Linked DNA regions of Homo sapiens: region 2 is linked to region 1. A link is an interaction called in ENCODE POLR2A ChIA-PET data of the cell type or tissue named here. Cell type or tissue: OCI-LY7. All regions are shown on one strand. Each heading gives the region's core, and the rest is flanking DNA. Links, peaks and the distances in the headings are about the cores only. Region 1 overlaps MAN1A1 (mannosidase alpha class 1A member 1). Region 2 has its middle 170 kb from the start of MAN1A1.

What was found. ChIA-PET counts read pairs that join two places held together with the same protein. Peaks named below come from ENCODE experiments on the same cell type or tissue, not always from the same donor. Only the 100,000 strongest peaks of a DNase experiment are listed, where the experiment ranks them.
Region 2: POLR2A ChIA-PET joins it to region 1 with 6 read pairs; 1 of 35 experiments calls an interaction of 5 or more read pairs at or near these places.

What each region holds. Positions count from the first base shown.
Region 1 is chr6:119,341,994-119,344,927 of GRCh38, reverse strand. The region is part of intron 2 of MAN1A1 (mannosidase alpha class 1A member 1); the gene reads left to right. Among named protein-coding and RNA genes, the nearest start is that of MAN1A1, 6.3 kb to the left of the region's middle. In OCI-LY7, for the core only: CTCF peaks have their summits at 180, 382, 1,369 and 1,571; a DNase peak (open chromatin) is centred at 1,547; H3K4me3 peaks cover 2,500 bases; H3K27ac peaks cover 104 bases.
Region 2 is chr6:119,522,552-119,525,485 of GRCh38, reverse strand. No RefSeq gene overlaps it. Among named protein-coding and RNA genes, the nearest start is that of MAN1A1, 170 kb to the right of the region's middle. In OCI-LY7, for the core only: no CTCF peak of the experiment used is centred there; DNase peaks (open chromatin) are centred at 875 and 1,735; H3K4me3 peaks cover 1,674 bases; H3K27ac peaks cover 2,500 bases.

The DNA.
Region 1 (2,934 bases), core at 103-2,602:
GTGGGGTCACAGTTTTCTTCTCTCAGTTCTAAAACAAGACTTTAGTATTTTATTCCAGACCTATTTGTGTAATCATGAATTTAAAGAACATTTTCATATTGATGGCTAGTAGTTAAAATTCACATTTATTATACTTTATGCTAGCCTTAGGCATATAGCCTATAATTTATATTAACTATTGACAGTTTATACCCTTTTGGTAAAGATCAGATGTGAGAATAATCTGCCTTGGCAGGTTAAAACAAAACACTTTTATTTTGACACTTAACTTTCCAGTTTATTTTTATGGGTAGTTCTGGGGTGGAAAATAATATTTACAAAATAATAAAAGCCATGATTTGGAGACCTGACCCAAGAAGCTTCAACATCCTTAGGTTGCTTGCCTGTGCCACTGTGCCGTGACACATTCCCTACTGAACATAGGCTAGTGTGGGATTGCTCCACCCAGAGGCCCTTCCCCAGAGCAGGGAGGACATGGAGTGTTTGTGAAGGTTTTTCTCTCCTTAACAAGTAGGTTAGTTTTCAACAGTTTAAGTACTGGAGTAGGTGCTGACTGTTAATATACAAAAGCAAAAAAATACATATATACAGTAATGGGTAGTTAATTATGTTCAGCTTCATTTTCTGTAAGCTGTTGATAGTTTCTCCTAGAATATTCTGTCTTCCTCTTATCAAGGCAACTGGGATTCATATAAAGGAGCTTCTTATGTATATGGGACTTAGAAACTAGTTAAAAGTGTGAAAAGAGGTTTTAAAAAATATTTTCAAACAAATGCATCTATCTGTACTTCTTAGGTGAGCTAATGAACTAAACCATCTTGAAAAATTTATCTTAGTATTACACAAAATGCATTTGTATGAGATCTGAATTGGTTGGAATTCATTGAAGAACTTACATATTTGAATCAGATTATTTCATAAGCTGTGGTGGTACAAATTTTTCATTGAAGAGAATTTTAAGCATGTGTCCGAAGGTCAGAGGGGAGGAATGCCTGCAGATCCGTGTGAGGGATGAGGGCTGAATACACAGGGTAGATCAGAATTGCACTGGAACCTGGTTATACCTCCTAACCCAGTCAAGCACCTGTGGTCTTTTAAATTTCTTTCTTTATAATCTTGTGTATGTTGGTCAAAGAAGGGTTTGATTAGTCAAAATAGGAACAGCCACTGTGGGCTCCAGAGATACTGTGAAACGAGTGGCAAAACAACCTCCCCGCCAAGTAGACGAAAATAATAAACAAGATACCTGTTTGGTAGTTTAGGGAAGAGATTCCCTCTTTGAGGAAATAAGTCTTGACTTTTCCCTCAGTATTCTTAGCCTAGTTCCTTGCTTGGTGTTCAGTGATTGAACTATATCTTATCCCCACCCCCAACCTCTCAATCTGTTAAAAGGCCCTTTACACAAACTCTGCAAATTATGCCATGATAACTTTAAATCTCAGATTTTAAAACTAAGTGTATGCTCCGAGTCGTAAGGTATTGCATCTGAATGAGATCTGAGAGGTAGCTCATTCATTTTACAGTAGAGGCAACCAAGACACAAAGATCATTCTGGAAATCACATCACCAGCTAGTGGCAGAGTTGAGTTGCAGAGGGAAGCCCCAGTCTTCTGTGAGTGTTGCGCATTGTCTCCCACATGGTTTGTCTCCTAAATAAAACCCCAAAGAATTGTATAAATTATCCGTGCTTACTATTTGCAGACCCTAATAGAGAGTACAGAAAACATACAATTCTGCATTATTATAAATTTGACCTTATACTAAGTTGGTGGTTTTTCTTTTTTTTTTTTTCAGCCAACGATGGATCAAAGTAGTTTTTAAGTCAATTATAGTAATTTTTAAAAATCTTACCAGTGGCATGGTTTAGAAATCTTCTTCTTTGTAAAGACACCCGGGGAAAGCTTGATAGGACATCTTGTTTTCTTTATAAAGATCTCTCCAAGAAGCACAGGCATTTGTAATCATTCAGTTAAACATTCTTTATGAGGAAAAGTGGGGAAGAAGAAGGAAGGGAGAGAAGAAGAGAGTGAGTTACTGTATATACAAAGGGTGAAAGGGGATCACCCAGAGAAGGGACATGTGATGACTAGAAGGGCTGCTTTAAAATTATAAATGTGTGTGCTCTTCTGATATTGCACCATGGATAATAGAAGAATGACAGCTAACCTAAAGGATGATTGTTTTAAAAGTAGACATGTAAAAATCACACCAATCTATGGGCAATTCTCTCCACCCAAGTAGGTTCTGGCGATTCTCTTTTGGGATGCACTTACCTGTCTCTGATCCATCCATTTGAAGCAATGTAGTGGTTAGAAGGGTGGATCTGGACTCAGATAACGTGGGTCTGAATCTGGCCTCTACCATTCTCTTGCTTTGTGACCGTCTGCAAATTACTTAATCTCTCAGAACTTTAGTTTCCTCATTTGTAAAATGAGGTTAATAGTACCCACTTTGTTGGATCCTGAGGCTTAAATGTGATAGTAAAGCACTTAGAATGGTATCAGACATGAAGTGGGCACACAACAAATGCTGCTTGTGATTATTGCTGTTACTGGTCACCACCTAAAGCCATCAAGCCAAGATTGCATTGATCCATATGCTGTTTAATAACTCAGGAAAGTGGATAATGAAGTTTCAAAAGGGTATCAAAAATAGTTAAAATTGAGTTTTAGTGCTTAAAGGGATACATTTCCAGTTCATCAAAAAGATCTTCCATACCTATAATTTTATTTTGCTACGGTCAACTCTGATTTTCTTTGATTTTTACCAAATTCCAAAAAAACTTAAGTATCTTTAGAATGATATACTTACTGCATATACATCTTCAGCTTCTTCAGAATATATGTTAAAGAATTAATTTGTCTCTTTCTCATAGTCAAATATGCCTATTCCCGCAGATACCATCTTTCAGAGTAGTCACAGTCGAGTTATCTT
Region 2 (2,934 bases), core at 335-2,834, 180 kb before region 1:
AAGAAAAATGCGGTCCTTACTTTGCAATTGTTCAACTACATATATATTTGTTATTGTCATTTTGCCTCAGTCCTGTCCTTGAGAAACACATATGCACACACACAGAAAAAACCTTAATTCCTAAGGTTATTCTAAAATCAGGAAAAATATATATATAAATGTTTTAAATCTTGTAAAAAATGTAGGCAAAATTGCAAGACCTGCTTGAAAATGCTGGAAAAACTATAAGAAACGTATACACTTAAACTTGTTAATTCCTGTTAGTAAATAAAAATGAATGCAATAAATATTTCAATACAACATGGTATTTGCTCTAAGTAATTTGGATTTTATATTAATAAAAATATTAAGATGATATAGCATTGCTTAAGCTAAGCTCAAAGTATTTCCGTTAGCTTCTATGCATTTTTCGGGTGGTATGTTACATATTATCATAACATATGTATATGCCACTATATTTTCTCTTTCTCCTAGTGAGTTCCCAGTTAAAGGGATACAGATAGCTTGTACTTTAGACACACTTTAGGACTCACTATGTAATATTATTAGTATTTCAGTAACATTTCCATATTCCACTTATATTTTTTAAGTAGCTTGCATTTCCATACTTTTAAGGATTTATATTTATACCAAGTTGAGAAATAACACCCACTGGACGCTAACAATAGGGCCCTGTATGAATATAATCATTATTACTAAAATGTCAGTTTTATCATACAATTTTATCTACAATAATACAAATTAACACACTTCCTTAGATATTTATAAATATCTTAATGACTTTTAAATTGAGAAGTATTTCTGAAACCTCTGGAGGGAAAAAGATAAGTGTGTATTAGGTGACAAAATGATTAGAATTCTTGCATCATCCTCATTATGTGAATGTCTGGTTTAAGCATCTCTATACCTGACACACTAATTTAGCTACAATGCAACAAAACCAGCATTGTAGTAATAGAATATTGATTGTACAGTGTTCAAAGACAAAGAACTTATGTTGTTGTACTTTTTATACATGTGTGATATTGCAGCACAATACCATGTCGATAATTTTCACCAAATGAAACCCACTACCACTGTGCTCAGTGGTGATTTAATTATGAAATAGTCAATCCTCCAATGAAATACTTTATCTTACACAAACCTAAAATATACTCAAAAGACTTTAGTGTAAAAGTATAGTGGGAAAACCCTCCCAAAGTTCACTTAAGTACATTATTTTTCTAATTTTTATGTCCATATTTTTATTCTCATAGTGCACATTTGAGAATGCTTTCTCAAGGAGACTCTAATCTCACAGGGATCAAGTATTAACACTGTATATTTCATTTCCCAATACAAAAAGAAAAGAGTGGTTTTACCAAGGATCCAAAATATGATTTTTAAATGAGTTTCTCACATGAGACTATTCTTATGGGTACAGTGCTGATGCCCTTTTAGAAAGAGTTTAGTCATGAATAAAATAATAAAGAGATGTCAGTTTATTTACTTGGAAATGCAAACATTGGACCTAATGAGAATTGTAAATAGCAAACAGAAGGTAATCTTGACATTAAGATCAACAAGTCTTTATTAAAATGTTGTTCTAAGAGAATTAAGCAATGAGGAATGAGGAATAGGAAATAGTATTTTTACAAATTTGAGAGTAGAAAAGGTCATTAAAATTTATAAACCAACTGCCACCCAGTGTGAGTTCCCCTTTCCAGCATCCTTGACAGATGTTCACTCAACACCTGCCTGAATATCTTCAGGACAGCTATTTTGTGAAAACGTTATTTCCTGTATCAAAACAAAACCTACTTCTTTGCCTTAAGCTGGTCTCCTATAGTACTGGTGAGAGTCTACAAGGGTACAACTTTTCTGAAGTTTATTCTGACAAAACAAACCATACAACTCTAAAATGTATCTATTCCTTGGTCTTATAGTTCTAGTTCCAAAGCTCTATACTAAGGAAATAATCAAAGTTATGTATAAAGAATTTATTTGATTTGTCACTTAGAAAAGTGAAAATTTGGAAACAAACCAATGTTCAAGAATAGAAGATTATTAAAATAAATTATGATAAATTTGCGCAAAGAAATACATTCAATCATCATAAATTGTGTTACAATAATTGTGTGCACAATATATGTTTTTCATGAAATAAGGTCTATGAAGTGCTTAGTAGAACTTTCTGACACAGAGAAAACGAAAAATAAATATTAAGTATTATTTTTTAAAGTAGGCAGTAAAAAAGCATATTCAATATACCGTTTATAAAAGACTCTTACATTGAGTGTGCATTCCTCTTGCAATCTAAAAACTGTTACCTTAAATACATTTATTTCACTAATATTTCATGAATACTGACTATATGCCAGATGTCAATGAACAAGGCTTACATTTCTTTTCTTTCAAAAGGAAAGACAAATATCTAAAGCAAATGACAGGGTGCTGTCACTTTTCAATTCTGGACGGTAAGTATGATCATCCTGGATTCTTGTCTTTGTCTTTTAAAGATGAATACTACAATACAAATGTAAAACTTTTAGTAATCAATAAAATACTGCATTACAATAAGTTTATAAAAAGTAATGAACTTTGAGCAAACAATCTTACTCCAACTTAAATGAGTGCATATGTTCACCAAAAGACACACTGAAGTACGTTTATTGCACCTTCATTCATAATAGCACAAAGCCGGAACCAATTCAAGTGTTCCTTAACTGTAGAATGGATAAATAAATTGTGGCATTTTTAAAAAGCTTTAGTGAAATATAATTTATATGCCATACCATTCACCCAGTTTAAAATGTGCAACTCAATGATTTTTAGAAAATTTACTAAGTTGTGCAACCATCACTGTAGCCTAGTTTCAGAAAACTTTCATTACCCTGATAAGATCCCTCATGTTCCTTTACAGTTAATCCCTTTTCTCACCCTGAGCCCCAGGCA